2 separate regions of the Homo sapiens genome follow, and region 2 is linked to region 1. Evidence: chromatin loops called from intact Hi-C (ENCODE). Cell type or tissue: lower leg skin. All regions are shown on one strand. Links, peaks and the distances in the headings refer to the core of each region. The heading gives the core; the rest is flanking DNA.

Region 1 (4,000 bases), core at 1-4,000:
ACTCCAGCCTGGGTGACGAGCGAAACTCCGTCTCAAAAAAAAAAATTTTTTTTTTTTTCAGGAAAATATTCCCAGACCAGAGCTCTCAGAAACAGACACAGCAAAAGTGTGTTTTTTGGCCTCTGGGACCGAGGGAAAATAGTCTAGGAACAAGATGCTCTTTGGCATTCATTTGGTTCTTGGCAGATCAAGCAGTAACAAGGCAAACACAGGAAGAGTCTAGGAGGAAACTTAAAAGTTGCAGGATTTGGGGATAAATTACAATCCTCCCCCTTCTAACCTAAAATTTCTGTAATTTAGTTATATTTCTGTCATGAAAAACAACTTCACGATGAACAAAATAAATGCGAAGATTCAGAGCAGCTGGATTTCATCCTAAGGCCACTGGGAGAGGGCTGGGCAGTCATTGGCCACAAAACCAAAAGCTGCAGCTGGGTTCTTCAGGCAGTGAGTGGATAGAGCAGCCTGGGATGCAGTTGCAATCTAGAGGATAAAGGTTTGTTTTGTCCCAGGTCCCAGCGGGAGAGTCCAGTGGCTTGCTTTCTTTTCAATTTCTTGCCATCCAAAGAAGTCTGTGTCTTAGTAAGTCTGGTTTCAAATATTGTGACCTTTTTTGTGTGATGTTCTCTGTATCTAGAAACAACTCATCCAGGGCATGAGAGTTAGATAAGCCCTGGGAGATAACCTCATTCCATTCCTTTTTTTTTTTTTTGGAGACAGAGTCTTGCTCTGTCACCCAGTCTGGAGTGCAGTGGCATGATCTTGGCTCACCGCAACCTCTGCCTCCTGGGTTCAAGCAATTCTCCTGCCTCAGTCTCCCGAGTAGCTGGGATTACAGGTACCCACCACCACACCTGGCTAATTTTTGTATTTTTAGTAAGAGACGGGGTTTCCATTATGTTGGTCAGGCTGGTCTCAAACTCCTGATCTCAGGTGATCCACCAGCCTTGGCCTCCCAAAGTGCTGGGATTACAGGCGTAAGCCACCGTGCCCAGCCATCATTCCATTCCTTTACAATTGAGGATGTGGCAGCTAAGAGGGAAAGGTCTTCCATCAAGCAGTGGCAGGGCTAAGGCCAGATGATGCCCTCCCACTGGGTCTCTGGCTTGTGAATGTGGCTGGGGTGGTGGGTCAGAGAGGAAGGGGATCTAGGTGGTGTACTGAGAACCTGTGGGTTGATTGCATCATGCATCAAGTCAGTTCCTGTGATGAAGGAGACCAAAATTTAGCTATGACGCTGGGGTGAGGCAGTTAGCTGAGCTTTGCCCTTGGTCACAGACGGAACCTCCAGTACCGAAAGCAGCTTTCACTGGCAGGGAAGTCAGAAGACGGAAATGACATTTCGTGTCCTGACAGCCCTTCCCACATTTTTGGTAGAGCACTTCACACACATTCTTTCCCTTGGGCCTTATGACAACTCTGTGCGTTACTATGGGCCTGGAAGACTATCAAGGACCCTAGTTCTGGAGGGAAGGACACTGAGAAGAGGCAGGAGAGGTGGTGGTGAGAAAAGGCAGGAGAGGTGGTGGTGAGGAGAGGTGGTGGTGAGGAGAGGTGGTGGTGAGAAGAGTTCGTGGTGACCAGCCTGTGGCACACTTTATATGGCCTTCCTGGAACCACAGTCTTATTCTCAGGTTCCAGATGAGGACACAGGCTCAGTCCCCATGGCTGTCAAGTGGCAGAGCCAGGATTTAACCCAGACCTCCTGGCTCCTAAGTCCATATGCGGTTGGTGGGAGTGTAAATGGATATAGTCCTTATAGGAAGCCAATTTGGCAAAATCTAACAAAATTAAATACATACCTTTTTGACCCTCAAATTCCACACTTAGGAATCTACCCAACATTTATACTGGAACATATTTTTTTTTTTTTTTTTTGAGACAGAGTTTCACTCTTGTTCCCCAGACTGGAGTGTAATGGCACAATCTCAGCTCACCGCAACCTCTGCCTCGCAGGTTCAAGCGATTCTCCTGCCTCAGCCTCCAGAGTAACTGGGATTACAGGCATGAGCTACCATGCCCAGCCAATTTTGTATTTTCGGTAGAGACTGGGTTTCTCCATGTTGGTCAGGCTGGTCTCAAACTCCTGACCTCAAGTGATCTGCCCGCCTCGGCCTCCCAAAGTGCTGGGATTACAGGCATGAGCCACTGCGCCCGGCTGAACACATTTTTATGTAAACAAGCAGTGTGTACACTTAAGAGTCTTATGCACAGGATAATGTCTGGAAAAATGCTTACTGCATGTCCCCAGCTCCAGGAAAGAGGAGAGCTTGTGGGGCCCTTCCCCAAACAGGCTGTGTCCTGGTCCTCAGTGTGGCTGGCTGGAAGCCAGGGGGACTCAGCCTTTGACTAAGAATGCTCCATCCACCCCTGGGACCGAGAAAATCTCCTTTCACACAATTCATTACTCCTTAGGGTGGAGGTTTAGGAAAGGGGAGAGGCATCCAGAATGCCCGCTTCCTGGAAGCCAGTGGTCACATCCGGCAAGGGGACTTCAGTGACCTTCCTCTCACCCCTCCAGCAGCAGAATCAGAGCTCCCTCCTCAGCTGCCTCTATGCTATCTGCCCCTCCCTTCTAGCACATGTCCCACAGTACTGTCCTCACGTATTTCTTTTTTTTCCCATGGGAAAAGCAAAGACCGTAACCTATTTACTGCCATCTCTAGTACCCAGGATATTACACCTAGCACATGGGGGCTTCAGGGACTGTCTGTCTCATAGATGGATTAATTTACTTTCTCCTCTCTCTGTCTGTTAGCTGGTTTAAAGGAGGGCCCAGGAATGTTTTTATAAGAAGCATGGGCCTTTTGGAAAGGTCTGTTTACCCAAACCTTTCTATATTAAAACTTAGAAAACATAATTCCATTTTTTTTATTATTCAACATTTTATACATAATAAATACAAACTTTTTACAGCCACTGTAAAGAAAGCACATCTGCACAGAGGCTCCCTCCGAGCCCTGACCTGTGCACTGTGGTGCTGGATTCCATATCCTGGATGGAGGGGTTATTTTTTAAAAAGGAGGCATGTTTTCACAACTTTGTTTTTTAAAATAAAATTAGCAGCTCTTCCAAAAAATATTTTAAAATACAACAAAAGATTTCAAATAACCCTTTGAGGTTGTGGAAAACCCAAATTCAAGGACAATTTGGCTAGCTAAAGACAGAATACAAGACTGGGTGGCAAGAACTGCTCTATTTAATAAGCATTTGAAGATTTTTAATATGTTAGCAAACTTTAAAATCTTAAAAAAACCACCCTTTTAATTTCTTTTTTAAACTTAAGAATAAGTTTGATAAACACAAAAGACCTCAAATAGATCAACAGGTTAAGAAGTGTAAAAAACAACAACGAAAAAAAACCCCAAATCATGGAGAAGATTCATTAATGGGTATTGTCACTGAAGTGATCAAAGAACTAAAAATTTCTTCAGTTATCACCTTACTTTTGGTCAAAAATCCCATGGGGACATTTGGCGAGCATTTCAAGTTTTTTAAGATTCTTAGGAGGGATGGAGTTTTCAAAGCATAATACAACTTGTAGATTAAATTCTGCAAATTTGATTTCTTAACCAAGGAAAAAAAAAAAAAACAAACCACAACCGGCGAACATCCCTTAGTCCCTAGGTATTGTGCTCCCTACCTTCTACAGGAGCGGACAGCAGACAGTCAGCACCTGACGTGGGGGCACCTGCTGCTGCAGGCTTGCTGGCCTGCAGAGAAGGCCACTCCTGGCTTTCCCTGTGACACACAGAAGACACTTGTCTTTTCCTGGTCAATCTGTACTTGTGCAGGGTGCGCAATCCTTCAGTCCTTTCTCATAGAAAGCTGGTTTCCTCCACGAGCCACCAGGTTCTTCCTTCCACGGAAATGTCAGGGTAGTGGGACCTGGAAGCTGCATTTTCCACCATAGCAGTTGGTCTGGACCAGCCACAGCCTGGCTGTCTGGGCCGGTCTGCTGGCTTGGGAATAAAATAATGCCGGGGCGTCCCCAGTAGAG
Region 2 (8,623 bases), core at 100-4,099, 110 kb after region 1:
TGTTCATCATGGTGTTAATCAGCTAAAGTTTGCCTGAAGCCTTCAGTGCGTTGCAGAGGAGTGAGCTGGATGCCACTGTGGGGCTCTTAGAGTCCTGAATTCTTATTGGGTTGGTGAAGATTACACATACAAATTTTTTGAGGTTATCCTCATTGATCCATTCCATAAAGCTATCAGAAGAAATCCTGACACCCAATGGATCACCAAAGCAGTCTATAAGCACAGGGAGATGTGTGGGCTGACATCTACAGGCCGAAAGAGCCATGGGCTTGGAAAGGACCGTATGTTCCACCATGCTATTGGTGGTTCTTGCCGGGCAGCTTAGAGAAGGCGCAAAACTCTCCAGTTCCACTGTTACCACTAATATAAGTAAAGTTTGTAAAATTCATACCTCATAATTTAGGACAGTCAAAAAAATAAATAAATAAGCTATTTTAATATTTTTATTCTCCTTCAAGGGACCAGAGGCCACATGAGTCTTGTTCACTATGTGTCCCCAGTAAATGACACATAGAATGACAGTAAATATTTGTTAAATTATGAATTAATGAATGGCCTCAAATAAAAACCTTTGCTAAGTCACTGAATCCCACACGTTCAAAATAGTATCTAAGAGGATATAAAAACTATACTTAAATTATAATTTATATAATTTTTATATTTATAAAAATACAAATTATAAATTATGTTGGATGTCAGTTTGCTTAGTATAAAATATAGACTCCCAACTCTATTAATATATTACTTATTATTACTTTATCATTAACTGTTTTGTTCTTGTATTGATCTATTTTTTCTTTTAACTCATCACTGGTCAGAAGAGTTGTTTAAACAACATGAAATAAAAATGTTCAATTTGTTAGTAAGCAAAAAATTAAAAATTAAGATTTCTTTACCTTCATCCAGATTGTTGCTCATATATGTACGTTTGTTTAAATATAAAATACAGTTTTGACAAGGGTGCAAGGATAGGCACTTTCATACACTGCTTTCAGAAGTATATACTGATATAATCTTTTCAGAGGGCAATCAGCTAGCCAAATGAAAAGTATTAACCAATCTTTGTTTTTGACCAGGGAATGTAGCTTCAAAAAAAGATATCTTAAGGAAGTTATCAAAGAGGTGTATTAAGATTGTAAAAAAGAACCTTCACTAAAAAGCATTAAAAAAGTTTATAAAAGCATAAAAAAGTAATAAAGTTAATGGCATATTAATATGATCAAATACTATGCAGTCATTAAAATCACATTTTCAAGTAACATGTAAAGGCAGTGATACAGTTTGAATGTTTTGTCCCCTCAAAATCTCATGTCGAAATGTGATCTCCAATGTTGGAGGTGGGCCTAGCAGGGGGTGTCTGTGTCATGGCAGCAGATCCCTCATGAATGACTTGCTGCTGTCCTCACAGTAATGAGAGCGTTCTCACTCTATAAGTTCACACTAGAGCTGGCTGTTTAAAAGAGCCTGGCAGCTCCCTCCTCTCTTGCTCCATCTCTCACCATATGACATGCAGGCTTCCACTTTGCCTTCTGCCATGATTGTAAGTTTCCTGAGGCCTCACCAGAAGCAGATGCCAGCAGCATGCTCCCTGTACAGTCTGCAGGACTGTGAGCCAAAATAAACCTCTTTTCTTTATATTACCCAGCCTTGTGTATTTCTTTAAACCAATGTAAATGGGCTAACACAGGCAGGAATAGCTCAGAATGTATTTTATGTGAAAAAATAAAAGGACTTACGTGTATAACAATTTTGAAACATGTATATGTAATACATGCCTAGGAAAGATTAGAAGGATATGCCAAGATGACAGTAAGAGTGGTTTACTGTTACAATGTGAAGTTATTTTAATTTATCTTTAGGTTTTCTGTACTTTTCAAATTTTCTTCTGGTACTTTGGTAATCAAATGGAAAATACATACTTTATTAAAATTAAAAAGTATTGACAAACATGCTATAGAATGTTATGGTATATGCTATGCTATTCATTTTATTTTATTTTTATTATGGCTCTCCTAGAGGATGTGAAGTCATATCTCACTGTTTTGTTTTTAGACACAGGGTCTCGCTCTATCACCCAGGCTGGAGTGCAGTGGTATGATCATAGTTCGCAGCTTCAAACTCTTGGACTTCAGAATCCTCCCACCTCAGGCTTCCAAGTAGTTAGGACTACAGGTGCATACTTCCCAAAGTGCTGGGATTATAGGTGTGAGCCACCATGCCTGGCTAAATCACAAATTCATTAATACTGACTTTTTCTTTTGAGACAGAGTTTTGCTCTTGTTGCTCACGCTGGAGTGCAATGGTGCGATCTTGGCTCACTACAACCTCCGCCTCCCGGGTTCAAGTGATTCTCCTTCCTTGGCCTCCTGAGTAGCTAGGATTACAGGCGCGTGCCACCATGCCCAGCTAATTTTTTGTATTTTTATTAGAAATGGGGTTTCCCCATGTTAGCCAGGCTGGTCTCGAACTCCTGACCTCATGTGATCTGCCCACCTCTACCTCCCAAAGTGCTGGGATTACAGGCATGACCTACTTTGCCCAGCCCTGACTTTTATATTTACTATCTACATTTAACACTTACTTCAACTTCAACCTACTTAATTCAACTATAGTTAGGATTAACTGAGGACTACTGAATAGAATTCCAAGATGTCTGATGGAGAGGTTTGAGTAGGAAAGGATTAGTGAGACACTGAATCAGGAAAAAGACAGCACAGAACAATATGGATTATGGGAAAACAGTAAATGTGAACTTCATATTACCTTGGTTATTTATTAATAGCTTTAATGAAAGGGAAGGAAATTGAAGAGAATGACAGGTGAGACGGAGATGAAGGGCACAGAAATGGAAGTGAGAATTCCCTGGGTCAGTCTATTTGACTTTTGAACATATATGTTTCAGTGTTTTACATATTTAAAATATAAAATTATATTGGCTGTTTTGTTCACTGAGGCACTCAGAATGATACCTCACACTTAGTATTTATTCAAGAAATACTTGCTGAATAAGATACATAAACATTGTATTTTGATATTTTATTAGTTCATTAACTACAAGAAGTTTCAGTTAGCACATCTATAATTAAATATTTGTTCTAAGGCATGTTCAAATATTGTAAACTACTACACTAAGAACGTATGAAGATAAACTGACTATTAAATACTCAGACTTTAATCATTATTCATTGTGATGCTGCCAACTTTAACTTCTATTGCATGACATGGAGGTAAAACAACACAATTACTTCTAAAACTATTCCAATGAATAGAAAAAGAGGGAATCCTCCCTAACTCATTTTATGAGGCCAGCATCATCCTGATACCAAAGCCTGGCAGAGACACAACAAAAAAAGAGAATTTTAAAACAATATCCCTGATGAACATCGATGCAAAAATCCTCAATAAAATACTGGCAAACTGAATCGAGCAGCACATCAAAAAGCTTATCCACCATGATCAAGTGGGCTTCATCCCTGGGATGCAAGGCTGGTTCAACATACTCAAATCAATAAACATAATCCAGCATATAAACAGAACCAACGACAAAAACCATATGATTATCTCAATAGATGCAGAAAAGGCCTTTGACAAAATTCAACAACGCTTCATTCTAAAAACTCTCAATAAATTAGGTATTGATGGGACGTATCTCAAAATAATAAGAACTATCTATGACAAACTCACAGCCAATATCATACTGAATGGGCAAAAACTGGAAGCATTCCCTTTGAAAACTGGCACAAGACAGGGATGCCCTCTCTCACCACTCCTATTCAACATAGTGTTGGAAGTTCTGGCCAGGGCAATCAGGCAGGAGAAGGAAATAAAGAGTATTTAATTAGGAAAAGAGGAAGTCAAATTGTCCCTGTTTGTAGATGACATGATTGTATATCTAGAAAACCCCATTGTCTCAGCTCAAAATCTCCTTAAGCTGATAGGCAACTTCAGCAAAGTCTCAGGATACAAAATCGATGTGCAAAAATCACAAGCATTCTTATATACCAATAACAGACAAACAGAGAGCCAAATCATGAGTGAACTCCCATTCACGACTGCCTCAAAGAGAATAAAATACCTAGGAATCCAACTTACAAGGGATGTGAAGGACCTCTTCAAGGAGAACTACAAACCACTGCTCAATGAAATAAAAAAGGATACAAACAAATGGAAGAACATTCCATGCTCACGGGTAGGAAGAATCAATATCGTGAAAATGGCCATACTGCCCAAGGTAAATTATAGATTCAATGCCATCCTCATCAAGCTACCAATGACTTTCTCACAGAATTGGAAAAAACTACTTTAAAATTCATATGGGACCAAAAAAGAGCCTGCATTGCCAAGTCAATCCTAAGCCAAAAGAACAAAGCTGGAGGCATCACACTACCTGACTTCAAACTATACTACAAGGCTACAGTAACCAAACAGCATGGTACTGGTACCAAAACAGAGATATAGACCAATGGAACAGAACAGAGCCCTCAGAAATAATGCCGCATATCTACAACTATCTGATCTTTGACAAACCTGACAAAAACAAGAAATGGGGAAACGATTCCCTATTTAATAAATGGTGCTGGGAATACTGGCTAGCCATATGTAGAAAGCTGAAACTGGATCCCTTCCTTACACCTTATACAAAAATTAATTCAAGATGGGTTAAAGACTTAAATGTTAGATCTAAAACCATAAAAACCCTAGAATAAAAGCTAGGCAATACCATTCAGGACATAGGCATGGGCAAGGACTTCATGTCTAAAACACCAAAAGCAATGGCAACAAAAGCCAAAATTGACAAATGGGATCTAATTAAACTAAAGAGCTTCTGCACAGCAAAAGGAACTACCATCAGAGTGAACAGGCAACCTACAGAATGGGAGAATATTTTTGCAATCTACTCATCTGACAAAGGGCTAATATCTAGAATCTACAATGAACTCAAACAAATTTACAAGAAAAAAACAACCCCATCAAAAAGTGGGCAAAGGATATGAACAGACACTTCTCAAAAGAAGACATTTATGCAGCCAAACGATACATGAAAAAATGCTCATCATCAATGGACATCAGAGAAATGCAAATCAAAACCACAATGAGATACCATCTCACACCAGTTAGAATGGCGATCATTAGAAAGTCAGGAAACAACTGGTGCTGGAGGGGATGTGGAGAAATAGGAACACTTTTACACTGTTGGTGGGACTGTAAACTAGTTCAACCATTGTGGAAGTCAGTGTGGCGATTCCTCAGGGATCTAGAACTAGAAATACCATTTGACCCAGCCATTCCATTACCGAGTATATACTCAAAGGATTATAAATCATGCTGCTATAAAGACACATGCATACATATGTTTATTGTGGCACTATTCAAAATAGGAAAGACTTGGAACCAACCCAAATGTCCAACAATGATAGACTGGATTAAGAAAATGTGGCACATATACACCATGGAATACTATGCAGCCATAAAAAATGATGAGTTCATGTCCTTTGTAAGGACATGGATGAAGCTGGAAACCATCATTCTCAGCAGACTATCGCAAGGACAAAAAACCAAACACCACATGTTCTCACTCATAGGTGGGAATTGAACAATGAGAACACATGGACATAGGAAGGGGAACATCACACACCAGGGCCTGTTGTGGGGTGGGGGAGGGGGGAGGGATAGCATTTGGAGATATACCTAATGTTAAATGATGAGTTACTGGGTGCAGCACACCAACATGGCACATGTATACATATGTAACTAACCTGCACGTTGTGCACACGTACCCTAAAACTTAAAGTATAATTTAAAAAAAACTAGACAATTACATGGTCAATAATTACAATGCTCAAAATGTCAATACCTGCCAATATCCTCTAATGCAAGTCTGTAAAATAGGTATTGTGGAAGTATCTAGCATATTTTACCTTTAAAATACGATGGTATAAACAGAGTAATAGCTACCATTTACAGAATATCTATTATATTCTAGGAGCTTTGTGCAGTAACTCTACTTTTTACAACCACCTTTAAGGTAGACAACATTTTCATTTTACAGAGCAGGAAACTGAGTCCCAAGATGTTAAGTATAATGCCTAGGGAAATTTTTCAAGCTTAAGTAAACATTCATATTCACAAGACTACTCACAAGGATGTAGGACAAAAATGACTGCCTGCCAACAAGGCAGCACCAGGTGCCCCTCTTTGTGGGACTAGTCTTTGCAGCCATCTATGCAATAGCTCACCCAGCTACCCAAGAGCTATTCTCCTTGTGTCCCAGCCTGCTTTCCCAGGCCCCAGGTGAGATTCAGGTCCAAGAAAATGAGACTCACATCACTGGGTCTGGGAGTCACTCTGGTTTAACAGCTGCATGCCCCATGGGGCCAACATCTCTTAACAACAATGCTGTAGGTACGAAGCATTTTCCAATATATCTTATTTCTTAGTTAAGGGCTTTAAACCAAGTGGAAGACCTAGGTTTTATGTTCAAATTTATTTAAACTTCCCCTGGGTAAGAAATGCTGTGTGTCACAAGAGAAGTTTGAACTCTTCTTATCCAGACTCACACTCAGGCCCACATCTGGCCAAGAGGAGCAGAACTGAAGAGGTTTTCCCACAACAATGGTTGATCTACAAAAATCCACTTATGCTCTCCCATGTAGTGTCCCCTCTGACTTGTGATACACACTTACAAGTTGTCTGACTAGAACTAAAGCCAAAGTCAGTGTTTACTTGACTCACATAGGAATTGACCACAAGATCTTATTCTAAGCAATGAACTAATCAACCAGAGTCACTGAGTCTAGCAAGAAATGGGTATATTATAATGAAAGATTAATAGCCACACCACTATATTGCTGGTCCTAATGGACGTGTAGGAACTCCCATCCTCCAGCACATTCTGTTGGAACAGCCCTTACTTTAAATCTCCCAAAAGTTAGTTCATAGATTTCTGATTATAAATTACAGTGTGATAAAATCATTAGTTAAAAAAAATATTGAAAACATAATTTTCTCATAAAGAAAATTAAATACAGAAAAATCCAAAGAAAACAAAAATCACAGGTAATCTCACATAAATATGGGAACATTAACTTATAAAACAGACTTTAAAAACAAATTCAAGACTATATTTTACATATTATTTATGATTCTCATTTTAATCAGTTAATACAGTGTTAACATTTTTCATGGCACTATAATGGTATAATCTTATACAACATAATTTTTATGACATCGTTTGGGTATCATACATTTTTTGTTTGTCTGTTTTGTTTTGTTTTTTTGAGACAAAGTCTCACTCTGTCACCCAGGCTGGAGTGCAGTGGTGCGATCTCGGCTCACTGCAACCTCCACCTCTGGGTTTCAAGTAATTCTTCTGTCTCAGCCTCCTGAGTAGCTGGGATTACAGGCATGTGCCACCAGACCTGGCAAATTTTTGTATTTTTAGTAGAGATGGGGTTTTGCCATGTTGGCCAGGCTGGTCTTGAACTCCTGGACTCAAGCAATCCACCCACCTCAGCCTCCCAAAATGCTGGGATTACAAGCGTGAGCCACTGTGCCCAGCCACTGGATATCATAAATTATTGGCTGCTTATTATGAAACATTTCAATTACTTCAAAATTACTGAATGTTTCATTTTTCAACATTTTAGTTGCTTTCCATTTTTAATCTCATTGTCATCATCAAGCATGTAGACAAATATCATAATAGATATTTATTATATCCTTAGAATAAATTCTTACAACATAATTTCTGAGACAAAGAATATAGTTTATTTTAAAGCATTTGATACATATTACCAATTAAGTCCTCCAAAACAACTGTATCAATTTACATTATCAATAATAGAATATGAGTGTATTAACAAAATTTTAACTTACCATTTTAATGGATACAATTAAGATTAACATTGTCATAATTTTCATTTCTTTTTTTTTTTTGAGAGGCAGTCTCGCTCTGTCGCCCAGGCTGGAGTGCAGTGGCACAATCTCGGCTCACTGCAAGCTCCATCTCCCAGGTTCACAACATTCTCCTGCCTCAGTCTCCCGAGTAGCTGGGACTACAGGTGCCCGCCACTACGCCTGGCTAATTTTTTATATTTTTAGTAGAGATGGGGTTTCACCACGTTAGCTAGGATGGTCTGGATCTCCTGACCTCGTGATCTGCCCACCTCGGCCTCCCAAAGTGCTGGGATTACAGGCATGAGCCACAGCACCCAGCATAATTTTCATTTCTTTGATTACTGGTGGGATGCTAGATTTTCACAGTCACTAGTCTTATTTTTTATTGAGATATTAGTCACACACCATTAAGTTAATCATTTTAAAGTATACAATGCAGTGGCTTTTAGTATATTCACAAAGTTGTGCAACCATCACCATTACCTAATTCCAGAACATTTTTATCACCACAAAAAGAAACCTGGCCGGGCGTGGTGGCTCACGCCTGTAATCCCAGCACTTTGGGAGGCCCATGGCGGGCAGATCACCTGAGGTCAGGAGTTCAAGGCCAGCCTGACCAACATGGTGAAACCCTGTCTCTACTAAAAACACAAAAATTAGCTGGGCGTGGTGGTGGGTGCCTGTAATCACAGCTACTCAGGAGGCTGAGACAGGAGAATCACTTGAA

Evidence for each region. Hi-C counts contacts between places; a loop is a spot of excess contacts. Peaks named below come from ENCODE experiments on the same cell type or tissue, not always from the same donor. Only the 100,000 strongest peaks of a DNase experiment are listed, where the experiment ranks them.
Region 2: a loop joins it to region 1, with 6 times the contacts of the local background. A loop is called at or near these places in 1 of 110 quality-filtered maps.

The regions. Positions count from the first base shown.
Region 1 is chr11:72,833,888-72,837,887 of GRCh38, forward strand. It overlaps FCHSD2 (FCH and double SH3 domains 2), which reads right to left. Exons shown (of 20, transcript NM_014824.3): 20 at 2,858-4,000. It also overlaps a transcript of ATG16L2 not described here. Among named protein-coding and RNA genes, the nearest start is that of ATG16L2, 21 kb to the left of the region's middle. In lower leg skin, for the core only: no CTCF peak of the experiment used is centred there; DNase peaks (open chromatin) are centred at 1,081 and 2,318.
Region 2 is chr11:72,940,749-72,949,371 of GRCh38, forward strand. All of the region lies in intron 8 of FCHSD2 (FCH and double SH3 domains 2), which reads right to left. It also overlaps the pseudogene RPL15P16. Among named protein-coding and RNA genes, the nearest start is that of ATG16L2, 130 kb to the left of the region's middle. In lower leg skin, for the core only: no CTCF peak of the experiment used is centred there; no DNase peak of the experiment used is centred there.